Linked DNA regions of Mus musculus: regions 2 and 3 are each linked to region 1. A link is a loop called in an ENCODE intact Hi-C map of the cell type or tissue named here. Cell type or tissue: left cerebral cortex. All regions are shown on one strand.

What was found. A loop is a pair of places that touch in the nucleus more often than their neighbours do. Peaks named below come from ENCODE experiments on the same cell type or tissue, not always from the same donor. Only the 100,000 strongest peaks of a DNase experiment are listed, where the experiment ranks them.
Region 2: it touches region 1 in a loop (12-fold over the local background); 17 of 42 quality-filtered maps call a loop at or near these places.
Region 3: it touches region 1 in a loop (4-fold over the local background); 11 of 42 quality-filtered maps call a loop at or near these places.

The regions. Positions count from the first base shown.
Region 1 is chr5:67,749,729-67,754,728 of GRCm38, forward strand. Atp8a1 (ATPase, aminophospholipid transporter (APLT), class I, type 8A, member 1) reads right to left here. Exons shown (of 37, transcript NM_001038999.2): 16 at 1,285-1,357. Among named protein-coding and RNA genes, the nearest start is that of Gm46914, 49 kb to the left of the region's middle. In left cerebral cortex, a CTCF peak has its summit at 2,343 (motif pointing right); DNase peaks (open chromatin) are centred at 2,365, 3,123 and 3,488; H3K27ac peaks cover 632 bases.
Region 2 is chr5:68,110,192-68,115,191 of GRCm38, forward strand. It overlaps Grxcr1 (glutaredoxin, cysteine rich 1), which reads left to right. Exons shown (of 4, transcript NM_001018019.2): 2 at 121-363. Among named protein-coding and RNA genes, the nearest start is that of Grxcr1, 81 kb to the left of the region's middle. In left cerebral cortex, a CTCF peak has its summit at 2,724 (motif pointing left); DNase peaks (open chromatin) are centred at 2,704 and 4,666.
Region 3 is chr5:67,935,561-67,940,560 of GRCm38, forward strand. It overlaps 4930425K10Rik (RIKEN cDNA 4930425K10 gene), which reads right to left. Exons shown (of 4, transcript NR_038182.1): 2 at 2,955-3,127; 3 at 1-140. Among named protein-coding and RNA genes, the nearest start is that of Gm5108, 3.6 kb to the right of the region's middle. In left cerebral cortex, a CTCF peak has its summit at 3,119; a DNase peak (open chromatin) is centred at 3,048.

The DNA of each region.
Region 1 (5,000 bases):
CTGAAGACTGAATCCTTTCTGTAAGCATCTCAGATCTGATGAGAAAAGAACCCAGACACTAAATATTAAGCATCTTCATGTCTGGCTTCTGGAGAGAAATGTCATTCAAGATAATAAAGAAAATAAGGTGTTCCCATATTCGCATAACCTCCCGTTATAAAGTGCAACAACGGAGAAGGTTAAATTAGGTTATGGAAACAAAAACTGCTTATGCTAAGAGTGGACAGAGCACAGATGGTCCCAGCCACATGGAGCTTGCTTGGACTCGTAGGGAGGCAGAGGGGACAATAGTGACAGCGTTGTTTATTCACAGCCTGCTAAGGTGTGTAAAGAGAATATGTGAATGTCATATGAGGTGACAGGACATGTGGCTGTTCATGAGAGATGGAGATAGATATGTGAAGAAGTCCTAGGCTAATGAAGAGCCGAGCATGGAGAATTCCACTGGGACGAACGGCATGGAACTAATAATAAGGCCCCAGAGGAGAAATGAAAGATGGCCTCTGGAGGAAGAAAGAAAAAGTCGCTCAAGGCAGAGTAGTGATGTAGGTGAGGGATGGCGGAAGTCAGGGAGGTGGTGTGACTTGCAATCCAGGGCAGCATGCTGGCATATCAGTTAAGACACAAACCAGGAGCTGGGCAGAAATCTGAGGCAGCACTGCATGAGAGGGGCTGTGACAGTCTGGGCAGGAGAAATGCAGGTGTAAGTTAACTTCAGTAGATACCCCAGCTGTGTTGTAAGTCAGTCCTAAGATGGGCAGGAGCTCTCTTACCAACAGAGCGAAGTCATAGCTATCTGAGGAAGGAGAGAGGCATTCTCTAACACTATAAGCAAGGAAGACATTTTGACTGCTGATATAACACTTTGAGATCATTCTGCACTGGTCTGCTCTACCCTCCCTATTTGTTATATCTACAAGGCTTTCGTTCCTCCTTAAGGGTTTCCCCAACTCTGTCCTCGATATATTCTGCAATTTCTTCTAGTTTTAATATCTAAATTCTGTTTAGTCTAACAGTACCCCAAATCCCCCTCCTATTTGGGGTGGGGGACACAGAAAAATAGACTCAGTAAAATCACAGCAGAGAGTTCTTCAAATCTAGGAAAAAGATATAAGCATCTGGACACAGAGGCATTGAGGACATTAACACATGTAAAATAAAATAAATCTAAAAAAAAAATCATGTAAGTAAAAACATGAGGGGACTAACCATGAAGGAAATTCATTCCGAGACGTATTCATTAGTGCTCACCTCCTAGGGACAGATAGCACTGAGGTCACTTACGTGGTTATTCTGGAGATTGTCCAGCAACGACGGGTCATTAAAGGTTTTTTCATCTCCAAACTGTGAGCTCTGCCTAAAGGGAAAAACAAAGCAAAGTTGGTTCACTTGTATAGGCCTAACTCACCCACTGCTAGTGATGAGTGATTACTCTCAATCCATTCCAATAACTGATCTATTCCTTAATTCAGGTCAGACTGGAAGGGACCTATGTTCTTTTCAGTTCCATCTCCAAACTCAACACATAGTCTAGTGCAGTAGTGATTAACATGTGGGTTGTGACCCTTTGAGAGGTCCAACAGCCCTTTCACAGGGGCCACGTATTAGATAGCCTGAATATCAGATATTTACACAGTGGCAAAATGACAGTTATGAAGAATCAAGAAAAGTAATTTTATCGTTGGAGGGGTCACCGTAATGTAAGGAGCTGTATAAAATCAATGCAGCATTACGAAGGTTGAGAGCCACTTAGTCTAGTTATCTTTCCCCAGGAAGAGCTGTACAGCAGGTTCCTCTAGGCAAAGATTGGAAGGCAGACTGTCCTCCAAATTCGTGCCCCTCTAACAACAGGCCTGTGGCTAGCCAGTCACTCTTAGACCTTGCTTAACCTCTAATTTCTGCTATCCCCAGCCTTTCTGACTATAATATAGTCCAGTCATTCTCCCATGACCACGTATGTTCCTGTCTCAGGTCCCTGGAGAGATGAGATTTCTTCTTGTATTCTAGAATTAGTTTTTGCTTAGTGCATAGCTTCGGGATGGGGTAAAGTCTAGATCCAAGACTGATGTAGCCCGTGGGCGGTTACTTTTAGTTCTCACATGCTACAATGTTATAATGTGACCTCGGTCCTCCAACTCCATAGCTCTTCCTTCTTAGCAGACCGGAAGGTCATACACCCTGCTCTTGGGCAGCCTGGAACCATTCTCATTCACTCTCCGGTGAGACATTCACAAGGCTCTCTGCATTTCATTCTTTACATCCCTCGATCTCCTACTGGCATTTTCCACAAAGTGGCTTGCTTCTTTTGCCTTCCAAAAGTCAGGAGTGTGTTTCAGAACTTGGACCACTAGGTGGCAGGTCCTCCCTTCACGCCTCTGCTCCAGCCCAGTTTTCTCTGGCTCATAAACCTTTCCAAATGGAATAGGGTTTGAAAGGAGACTTCTTGGCATTCTTCCCTTAAGTTGGTCCAAGGAACGAAACCCATGGGGGACCACAGGGCAAGAGCTCTCCAGCCACAGGGAGATTACTGCTGGTATAGGTGATCTGCCAGGCTAAATGGTACAAAACCATAGAAACACGGCTAATCATTGTCCTATAAGGTCTGGACTGATGCTTGGCTTTTAACAAAGCAGTGATCTGACTGCTGGGGCCAGAAAGTCCTTCAGCTGAGGATACATTTGAACACATAAAGCTGCATAATAATTACCTTATGGCAATTATCACAGAGAAGCTGAGTCGCAGCTCTGGGAGAACTCATCTTTCTATTCAAATGATTCAGTTTTTAAAATGATAAAAATCTCAGTCCCAGGAGAAAGGTGTATTTTTCTCTCTTTAATACTTCCATGACTAGTGTGGATTAAAACAAAACAACACCCCATTGGTCTTGGAGTCTCTTCAGGTTTGGAGGCCGGGTGAACGGGAGCCACTGGCACATGCTCCCCGAGATATTGTGTGACAGACTGGATGTAAAGAAAGAGCAGTTGAGAGAGCACTTGCACAATGTGTCGGCCTGGACAAGCTCACTGCCCACTGTACAGCACCCGTGTAGAGGCTGGCTTCCTGATCCGTGCCACATCTCCCGGACGACCTGAGGCAGAGCTCCTTTGGTAGCGCAAGTCAGTTTTCTGAGGCAATGAACACGGTTGTACAAAGCCTGTTTGCTCAGCATCCTCTCTGACTCAGGGGCTGATCTCTTCCCTAACCTAGTGGACCTGCCTCAGCTTAAGGGCTTCTGGCCCCAGCAGTCAGAGAACTGTTTTTTAAAAGAGTCTGTACCTCTAGGATTTTTTTAAGGTCCTGTTCATTGGTAGTCAAAACTGCTTGCTGGTAGATTTAATTTTTTTAGTAATGAGTTTGTTACTCAGAGTAGTTAAGTCCAAGAATTTGAATGGGTGATTAAATGCACTGTTTTGGCTAGATAATGGTTGGTTTTGATCAAAGTAAATGAGACTCAGTTTCCTGGGTGACTGCAAGTATTTCTGAAAGCAATTACAAAAGAGGAGTTCTAAAATGCTGTGTGAGAGTCTGCACTGCTGAAGAAAGAGCCTGCCAAGGGGACTCCTTTGAAGACTGATGCTAATGGAGATGGGTTAGCTCTCATTATTCTAAGGGCACGCCTGGAAGAATGCTCTACCCAGCCTACCTTCTACAGCAGAATAAATAAATGCCACTCACGCCACACATAATTATAGGCTAGGTAAAATGAGAAAATAACCAAGCAGAAAAGAGAAACTTGTTCAACCTGCAGATACTATAATAATACAAAAAAACAAAACAAAAACAAAAACAAAAAACCACTGAACGACTGCAGGGCCAGCTCTAAGGCAAGCTCTCTGTCACCCCACTGTCATTTACTTGAAAAATAACAAGAACATAACGTGTGACTGTATCAAGAAGTTAAGAAAAAACAAACATATCTACTTAGATTTGCTTCAGAATAATAAGGGTAGAAAGGCACAGGAGGGATAAGGGTGACCCAGGGCATAGCCTGTTAAAATAACTGATGGGGACATTTGTTCATTCTGCTTATATTTAAACTTTCCAAAATAATTTTTTAAGAGAAAATGATTATGAATATTTGTGGGTTTTTGAAAGTAATCATGTGATAACTTATAATTACATGGATGTTTTTCTCTCTAGTCCTTCCAATATTGATACTATCAATTTAGATAATGGTTTTTAATAGAAAGGAATTGGTCTCCAAGTCTCCACGTTTGTTTATGGTTCTTGGCAACAACAGGAAACAGTGCCAATTCTAGAGTTAGTAGCTATGCACTGGGAAGTCATAATCTAGACAAATCACTTATATTAATACATTTTTAGAGGATTTCAGCTATTGCACAGTCTTTAATGCCAAGAGTATATTTGAAAGGGTCTTTAGAATGGACCAAATATAAACACATAATTTTCACATGTGGATTTTCTTAACATTTTTGTGGTGAGTGCCATTTCAAGCAGGACAATTAAACAGACAGCTACAAGCTTGCTACGTGGCATTCAGTCAACTTCACATTGCCAGACAAAGCTGCCAAGCAGCTATTGAGATGACTTCTAGAGTTTTGGAGAGAGTCTTCCATAGTCTCTCCTCCTGCAGCAGTAGCATAGAGCCACTGTCACATATGCAGAGCACAGGGTTCCACCACGGCCACAGTTGATCTTGGTTTTCTCAGCAATATAAAACCAATTAGATGAGGCCCTTGGAAGTATGGAGTCTTGTATGAGCTTCTGAGTTAGGGTTCCTCAACTCAGTCAAACGGTAGATGTTCAATTTGCCTCTCCTTAACAACCTCAGCAATTCAACTGAAATAAAATCAGTTAGGGCTTGAAATGCAAAGCTATCCCGTGCTCCAAAAGAAACACAAGTCTTTCAAGTCTACAGACGTGTGACGGCACTAACACACCTTTCATAATCAGGCTAAGCCAGGATTACCTCTGGCTCTCACCCATGTCCGCTGGTTGTGTTCTTGGGGAGACTACTTACAGGCTTCTCTCTATAAAAC
Region 2 (5,000 bases), 360 kb after region 1:
TTTGTGAGTGTCTTTAATGTACAAGACACTTACCCGAAGCTGTTAATTCAAACTGTGTACACACAGTAAAATCCAAGACAGTAAAGCAAGCATAGCTACACCTCAATGTTTTCCTTCCAGCAGCCATCAGCTGACCTGGAATTTGACCGTGTGGTAATTTATACAACCTGCCTTCGTGTGGTGAGGACGACCTTCGAGAGATGCGAACTGGTTAGAAAGATCTTCCAAAACCATCGAGTAAAGTTTGAAGAGAAAAACATAGCTCTAAACGGTGACTATGGGAAAGAGTTGGATGAACGGTGCAGGAGAGTCTCCGAAGCTCCTTCCCTTCCTGTTGTCTTCATTGATGGCCATTATCTTGGGGTAAGTATACCACAGAAGAAAACTGCCTTTGCGTATGTCTCACCTATGAACTGTATGAAAAGATGACCTGTGACATGACCACTCGGACATTTGCTGTTTGGATGAGCTCAGGCCTAAGGGTTTGGATTCTTATTCTATTCCAAATGATGTGCTGCTGTGTCGTTCATCCTTGCAGAATAACAGTGAGATGAAGTCAGTGTGAAATTGCTTTGTTGAATAACGGTACATTCCTGACATGCTCAATTAACTTTGACTTCTAAAAACTGACCCAAGATAGAACTACGTTTTTTAGTGTAAATCAAAATTTGAGTATTTTTAAGAGAAACATTTGTAAATTTTAATTCTCCATATTCAAATAATCAAATAATTTCTGGCCCAATGACACAAATACGACATGACTGAAATGAAGTCTGGAGCCAAAATTATATCCAATTATTGTTTAATATCATTTTTGAGTTTATTAATAATGGGAGTGTGACTTAGATTCACACAAAGCAATAAGCAGAGAGAATCCAATTTCCAGAAAAGCAACAAATCTGCCTCCTTCTTGCTCCTTGAATAACACTGTTAGTGTCCTTAACACCCTTGATCTCCAAACACACTTGGGTAAGACACCCCAGGATGAGAACAAAAAGCCTAAAGGTATAGCAACCACTGAGTCGTGTAGCCAGCCAACTGATCCCTTATCAGAGATCAAAGATTTTCAAACCTTAGAAGGATGCTTGGGTCTTGATCATGCTCGGCATCTGATCTTAACTTTTAACATTGAGGGACTGAGGAAGAAAAAAAAATCTATATCTGGGAGATGTCTGATTTGCTTCAGGGAACTTGTGTCTATTAGACTGACTACAGGCATAGTTATTAAATGGAAAGGTAAATGTCAAGAATCCATGATTACATAGCTATGGTGACATGAAATTTCATTTTAATCAGAGCTGAAAAAGCACAGCATTTTGAAATGGAGGATTTTTGACTTGAAGTATTGATCTTCTATCTGTGTGTTTCACCATTTACTCTTAGGTTCCAGAACTATAATAGTGGCTGTGAGAGTGGTGTTAAGGATAAGGACAGTGATGGTGACACCTGATGTTGCCTTCTCAGCTTTCAGTTTGGCATATGTCTGATCCTTAGGATACTCAACTCTCAGCCCTCCTGTGGCTGCTGGATTAGAAGAAAACGATGGGCTCAGGCAGCCTTGTTTTAAATACCTGCTCTGATGAGTAAAAGCTTTGGATTCAAGTAACATAGCTGACCAAGGAGAATGAGTCTGGGTTAGCTCTGTCGGACATTCTGAACTCTTGCTTTGTGTAAGACTCCCTTGAGTAACGGGATTTTACTGTGTCCTAATAGCAATTAGAATAGGGCTTGACATGAGTAGATGTTCTAGTGAACTTAGATTGGCTACAGGACTTGGTTATGTAGCTTCATTATATCTATTTCTTCTTTCTCTGACTTCCTCCATAGACAAAGGAGGACAGAAGGTGATTGCTACAAATGAGGTGAAGATCTTTTCAGGCACCTGGAGAACATAACTTACAAGGATTACAGACTGTGGCTGAGGATGTAGTTGGCAGAGTGCTTGCCTAGTGTGCACAAAGACCTCATTACTGCATAAATTGGGTACAATGGTAGAGGTCTGAAATTCTAGCATTTACACTTGGGAGGAGGAAGCAGGAGGATGCAGAATTTCAAGGCCCTTAATTGCATAGTGAGTTTGAGGCCAATCTGGGACTCATAAAACTCCATTTTAAAATACAATAATAGAAAGCAACAGGCAACAAAGATAGATGGAAATTTGCTTTTAACTAGGGAAGCATTCTGATAATGTAAAAATTTCCCAACTTACTGTGTAAGTTCAATTTCAGTGGAACTGTATAAAGTTAATGGACAGCTTCGGGCAACATCAGGTATAAGGTGAGCTTCGCTCATATGCTGTTCTTGATCCATTCTATTGCATTCAGAATCCAGAATACCTAAGCTGTGCATGCTAGTGAGGCAGTGCACCAGGCTGTGATACCTGTCTCGCCATTTGTTTTTCAGTTGGAGGGACAGAAGGTGATTGCTACAAATGAGGTCAGGATCCTGGCTCTTTCCCAGTTGAGTTTTCCCTCTGATCTCTTTATGTGCACACTCAGCATCTAGGAGAGAAAGGCCACAGGGGTAACTCTGGTGCTTCTGGATTGTAAAATGCTGCTCTGCACCTGGAAGGAGTGAGTCAAGTTCTGAGTAACTTGTGCAATCACTCTCCTCCAAACCCAAGCAGCTGTTGTTTGAATCTCGATGAAGAAGCATCAGTGGCATTACAGTGCACTAAGATGGGTTTCCTCTGCACGATTCATGGATCTGAAATGGAAGGATGCCCTCTGCTGGGTTTTGGCAGAGTAGAAAACATTAACTTTTAGGGAGGAAAATTCGGCTGCTGCCCTAGTAAGTTGGTGATTTCCCTAACATCTGTGGTGTTTTGAACAGCTACATGAAACCACTTAAGTTAGCTTGAAATTAGGTGAGTGAGAAGAATTGGGATTTGGGAATCATCTATATGATTGAGGAGGGAGAAATGGAATAGCTAGAGAAAGGGAGAGAGACAAGGACAGAGGTAGATGGAGACAGACTGTGGGCAGTGAGGTAGGGCAAGGAGAGTGGAGAGCAGGGCAGTCATTGGTAACATCCTTGCTAATCTACCATCATCGCCAAGCCCCAGGTGGATGCTGTTGCCTGAATTCATTGTGTTCTTCCAAGGGAAGTCAGTGAGCTCATGAGCAAGAGAGGAAGAATCTATTAAAATATTTTTCTTCAGTTTTTTACTCTAATAAGCTAAAAGCCGAAGCTGGAGACAATGGAACACTTAATTACTTTAGGAAATAAATTTTGCAGAGTGTTTTTTGCAAATGGGGTAGTGGGGGTGCGTTCTGCTCAGAACTGGCTTAAGCAATTCTTCTGGTGTTTTGGCATCAGACTATAATCTCATAAAAAGATTATGTTCGATCTAATACCTTAGTCATAGGTAAACTTAGACGCTCCACCAAGAAACAGGCTAGAAATCATGATTTTTCTGGACCAATCATCAAATCTACAATGGAAACTAGCAGACTTCATATTGGAATGAGGCTACAAACAAGAATGAACATAAGGGGTATCATGACAAGATTGCAAATACAATAAATTTAATACTAGTTCTCAAGTAAGAAAAGAGGGAACTTTTTTTAAATTAGGTATTTTCTTCATTTACATTTCCAGTGCTATCCCAAAAGTCCCCCATACCCTCTCCCCCAACTCCCCTACCCACCCACTCCCACTTCTTGGCCCTGGCATTCCCCTGTACTGAGGCATATAAAATTTGCAAGACCAATGGGCCTCTCTTTCCACTGATAGCCGACTAGGCCATCTTCTGATACATACGCAGCTAGAGACAAGAGCTCCGGGGTACTGGTTAGTTCATATTGTTGTTCCACCTATAGGGTTGCGGATCCCTTTAGCTCCTTGGATACTTTCTCTAGCTCCTCCATTGGGGGCTCTGTGATCCATCCAATAGCTGACTGTGAGCATCCAATTCTGTGTTTGCTAGGCCCCGGCATAGACTCACAAGGGACAGCTATATCTGGGTCCTTTCAGCAAAATCTTGCTAGTGTATGCAATGGTGTCAGCGTTTGGAGGCTAATTATGGGATGGATCCCCGGGTATGGCAGACTCTAGATGGTCCATCCTTTCATAAGAGGGAACTTTTTGAAGCCCTGTTAGTATCTCCCACCCCTCAGATCCTCTCAGATTACACCTGAGTTTGGAATCTGGTATGACAGATATTAAATGAAAATACAGAAGAACTTAATTATTAAGTTTTGTGAAGGGAAATGCACACAGGATTCTCACATGGAATCTGGAGTCAGATTTGGATGAAACCTTCGATGTCTTCTTGTCTACTCTTTGCTTCATTCTCAGAATCCTTTTTATATACCCCTGAGCATTTGGCAGTCCTATACTTGATTTATTAATGAGTCTGTGGAATTATTTTACATAGTGAATGCACTGCATGCATTCCCACTTGTAATGAACCAGGGTTCCAAGTTCTTTATATCATTACTGTTGTAGTTAAGTTTTAAAAATGCTGCTGCTGCTGCTACTACTACTAATTACTGCCATTCCAGTGTTTGTCAAATGACATATTTTAAAATATTGCTTTAAGATTTATTTATTTTATTTTATGAATATAACTGTTTTGTCTACATATATGTATGTGCACCCCATCCATGCATTATACCCATAGTGGTAATAAAATGGCACAGGATCTCCAGGAACAGCTGTTACTGTAGTTGTGAATCACTACGTGGGTGCTTTGGAACAGAACCTGGGTCCTCTGCAAGGATAACAACTACTCTTAACTACTGGTTTCTTCAGCCTCCTTGAAATGGTATCTTAATTTTTTTGTTGTTTTAAATTCTTATTAGTATTAGCATATGTTAACTATACAAAGTAGTATGTTTTATTTACATAGCATTTTCAGATATGTATTTCATATGTTTGGACCATAGCAATATTAAACAGTCAAGTGTTAACAATAATGTTTTCACTCTATCACGTTTTATTACCTTATTTATTTAAATAAATTTAACAAATTTATGTATTTTTTGTACTGGCTGGTT
Region 3 (5,000 bases), 190 kb after region 1:
TCTCTCCACATCTCTACGGGAGGCAAAGTTCACTTCAGTGGTTTCTAAAAATGCCAATTTGTGGTTTTTCTGTTTTCATTCTGTGAAGCATTTAATGCTCTGGCAAGATGGGGCAATGAAGCAGATTGAAGTACTTGCTTCTAAGTAGAAATAAAAAGCCAAATTTAACCAATGTAACAAGTCACCTTTTGTATTAAGAACACCCGTTAAGTGTTGGTATTGAAATAACCTCATGTAAAATTATGTGTTTCTAGTAATGGATTTTTTTCTTTTTTTAAAAAAGAAAACATATCTGGACTTAGCCAAATGAAAAGTTTTCAGTTTGAAATTGATTCCTTGAATTTGTCTGGAAATTTTGTTGACATATGAATCCTGGTAGGTTGCAAATCTTAGTTATTTTGAGCAGCTTTGCTTGAATAAACCATGAGCACCTGCAGGGGATAGTGTGCAAAGCTTCTGCTGTCTTGTTCTCTAATACACAAAGCCTAACTCCTTTCCACTTTTACTCTAAAATGTAAGTGTCCATGCCAGCTGCGTTGTTTCCAAGGCTACCCAGGCACCACTGACCTTGTGCTCAACAGATGACTAAACCTTTCCAGTGCCCTCTTTGCACTTCTATTACTGCCACTGTAAAATCTGTCTGTCTGTCTGTCTGTCTGTGTGTATTATGTATATGACACACATATATGTATTTTTATGCGTGTCTGCAATTTAATTTTTATCTATTGTCAAGCTCTCACCCACTCCCCCCTCATGTGGCTTGATCATGAGCTGCTCCAAGAACCTTGTTTCTTTGCCTTCATTATCTTTCCTGCTTCCTTTGGATGCGAAACTTCTCTGCATGGCCCCCCATGGCCTCCCCCTTCTCGTGTGCTGCTTTTCTGTACCTGGGTCCCTCACAACCATGATTATCAGTTATCTGCATTTCCATTATTTTAGAATCTGTACTACTACCATTTTCTGCTGCTTAGACATCCCATCCTCTTCATTTACAAAAGCCTCATTAGTCTTTCAAAGATACCAAACCACCCACAAAACTTTCCATCCCAAACTTATGCTGTCTACAAGAAGTGCAGGGACTGGGGATGTAGCAGAGACTGAGGGAATGGGCGACCAATAATGGCCTAACCCGAGACCCATAACATGGGCACACACCAATCCCTGACACTGTTAATGATATTCGGTTATGCTTTTAGACAGGAGTCTAGCATGGCTGTCCTCTGAGAGTCTCTTCCCAGTAACTGACTTAGACAGGTACAGATACCCACAGCCGAGCAGTAGGTGGAGCTTGGGGACTCTTATGGAAGAATAGGAGGAAGGATTGCAATCCCTAAGGGGATAGGAACTCCACAGAAAGACCATCAGAGTCAACTAACCTGGACCCTTGGGGCTCTCAGAGAATGAACCACCAACCAAAGAACATGCACAGGCTGGACTTAGGCCTCCCTGCACACATGTAACAGATGTGCAGCTTGGTCTTCATGTGGATCCCAAACAACTGGAATAGAGACTATCCCAAAAGCTGTTGGCTGTACATGGGATATGTTCTTCTAGCTGGGATGCCTTATCTGGCCTCAGTGGGAGAGGATGCACCCAGCTTCATGGAGACTTGATGTGCCAGGGTAGGGGTATATCTAGGGAGCCCGTACCATCTCAGAGGAGGAGGGGATGAGGATGGGGGGAGGGATTGTGGGAGGAGGTGACCAGGAGGGGGCAGTGAGCAGGATGTAAAGTGAATACGTTAATAATAATAATAGTAACACTACTACTACTACTAAAGAATTACTTCTTAAAAAAGAAATAAACTTGTGGATGATATGTTAAATGAAAACTCTCTCTCCTCCCACAACCTAAGCAGACATGCCTAAGTTTGGAAGTAGCTTTGTCCCCACGCCATTATTGTGACACTCAATTTCTCTGTGATCCAATTTTCTATGTATCTACCTAGCTAGATTTCCTCCTCCACCTCCATGTACAGTGCTTAATACAATCCCTGATGCATTTAGATGCTACCTACCTAAATGATTATTAGTTTAGTATTATTATGCTAAATATTCTCTTAGAGCCCACTTCTGTTCCTGCTAACCATGCATATCAAATAGCTAATATAGATGATAGGAGGCCACAGTAATTGTATTTATTTGATAAACATTCTATTGTTGTAGGAAATAAAAATAAGTATGAAAATGGTATTTTGTGTCCTGGCACACCTTATAGTCTTTAATTTCATTATTGAATAAAAATGTATAATAAAGGTGTGGTAGAGGCTGGGTAGAGAACAAGCTGCCTGCTTACAGGCAGGAGTCTAGCATGGCTGTCCATGTCTTTGACATGTGAAAGATGCCCAATCCTTTTAGGAACATAAGGATCTCTCTCTCTCTCCCTCTCTCTCTCCCTCTCTCTCTTTCTCCCTCTTTCTCCCTCTCTCCCCCTCTTTCTCTCTCCCCCTCCCATTAATTAATTAATTAATTAATTAGCTTCTGCTTCTGCTGATATTCTAAGCACATTGTAACATGGAATGTCATTTCAAATGGGATGGGATCAAAAGGTACAACAGTTATTTAGTCAGTACCAGGTGGTCATTCCTGGAAACATGCATGTAAGTAGTGTTGTATAGACTTTGCAGGTTGTATATATGTATTTACAAATTGTGTATGTGTGTTTACAACCATATATGTATGTAACAACAATTAATAGAAGAAGTGATCATGAGTTTGAAAGAGAGCAAGAAATGCTATACAGTAGGGCTTGGTGATGGGTGGAAGGCGGTAATGAGGTAATTATATTATAATCGTAAAAAATAAAATAAATGTAAAAAAAAGAGCAAAACTATATCATGAATTGTGTGGTATTGGGATTAGGTACAAAAATCAAAATATCCTTTTGTTAGAAAGAAGAAAGACAAATACTGGGGGAGGAGCCGGTGTCTAATGTCTACTACAGGTGTTCCTTACCTCTTCACTAGAGTGTGAAATCAAGTGTTGCAGAGGCTCCGCCTTGTGGTTCTCCCACTATGGTGTCTGTGTCCTGGGGCTCTCCTGCTATTCCCGTTCCTCTTCTTCCATCTTCACAATTAACCTCTCCTTATATCATCTCTCCATCACCACCCAGTGGATTTAGGGAAGTCCTGCCACAAAACCAGCTGCTACTTCATCTCAGGCTAATGACTTGAACTAACCAATATTTACAGTTTTCTTACAAAAGTTTCACATTTTACCCAAATAACTTGGAGTTTATTGGAAAATTAATATCTCTAGGTAATAAGTAAATAAATCTACTTTAAAGCCACAAAACATGATTTTTAATTGTGCTGTAAAAGTATCTCCAATTTATAAATTCAAGTGATGCAAACAGCAGTTCACATCTTCATCTTGGAAAAAGAAAGATCTACTGCCAAATAACATTTCATCTTGTTCTTAGAGGTTGACAACAAGGAATCCTTTCCTTATTTAGAAAAAAATGAGATAACATGATCATACCGTGTGGAAAGAGAACATGTGTTTCCTTCAGACATCCTTTAATAATGTCAGCTGCCATTCACCTTATACCTTCTATTTCATTTGGAAACATCTCAATGTCTACATGTATCTTTTCAAAAGCATAGAAGTCCATGAGATGATTTATCTTTTTACAATAGGAAACTCTAAAAAAGAGAGAGAAAGAGGGTGGAGAAATCCATCGGAGGGCAAAGACAAGTGTCTCAAACAGTGAAGATGGAGAAGCTCCTGCACTTTGCAGGGAGCCAGAGCCAGAGTCTGTAACAGGAGAGGAAGTCATCTGGAAAATGGCCTCTCTCACACATTGTAAGGCAGCCTCTCAGGGAAGAGTATCGGGTTTAGTAGCCTTTGCTGGGTTCTTGTTTCTGTGGCTTTGAGACGAGGTCTGTGATAGAATCAAGCTATTGTTTCATAGTTTCCCACCCACTGCTCACACACTGCTAAAGTCATCTTTACCCCAAAGTCTTGCTGACCACACTTCCCATAGCATCTTATGACACGAACATTCGGTGGACGGAGTAGATCAATAGCAGTCACTGCAGTATAGTGAAATATAAAACAGCTGAGTTGTGAACATTACAAAGTAGGCTATTTAACAGCTGGGTGTGGACACCATGGGCTCCAGAGGAGGCTGGAAATGAGGGGAGAAAAAAAGAGACCTAAACAGACACTGAAGTGCAAAAGCAGAATCAGATGTGTTCATAAAATAGAGGGATTGGAAAGCCAACAGCAACACAGGAGATAGCAACTGTGTCAGCTCAGAAATTAGGGAGCCTAGTTCTGGCTTCACCAACTACTTGTGTAATGTGGGAAAAAAGTCACTTTACCCTTAAAATAGCTTTGTTGTAAAATCATTCATTCTGCATAATACTCAAGTATTTACAATATAGTTATAACTGTGGCATATTAATTGAACTGTACAAAAACTATCACCATATAATTTCATGTGTCTCATCCCTCTGATAGGAATCCCATTCCCTATTTCTTCAGCCACTGAAATAGGAACATACTTTCTGATTCTAGACATTTATCCATTCTATGCAGTACTTTAAAAATGAATCTGTACATTAAATGATTTTTTTTTACATTAAATGATTTTTATGACTGCTTTTTTTCACTTACTACAATGGTATTTTTAGGCTCATACATTTTGTAGTGTGTATGGATATTTTCTTTATTTTATTACCAAATAATATTCCACTACATTTTGTTTCCAAGCATGCTGGTCGGTAAGTGTTTTGTTATTTCCTCATTCAGAGAGTGTGGATAATGCTGTTATCAGGATGAGCGCAGAAGGCTTTATGGCCAATTGCTGTTTCTTCAGCCACAAAAGAAAACTCAGAGTTTATGCTGTATGTTGTCATATTTGATAATAGTTAGTTTATATTTCTTATTAATTTATGACATGAGTGTATAATGTACACATCTTTTTCATTTAATGTTTCTGATAACACAACTAGCAAAAGCATATTTCAGTTCTGGCTTTCAACTGATAAATAGATG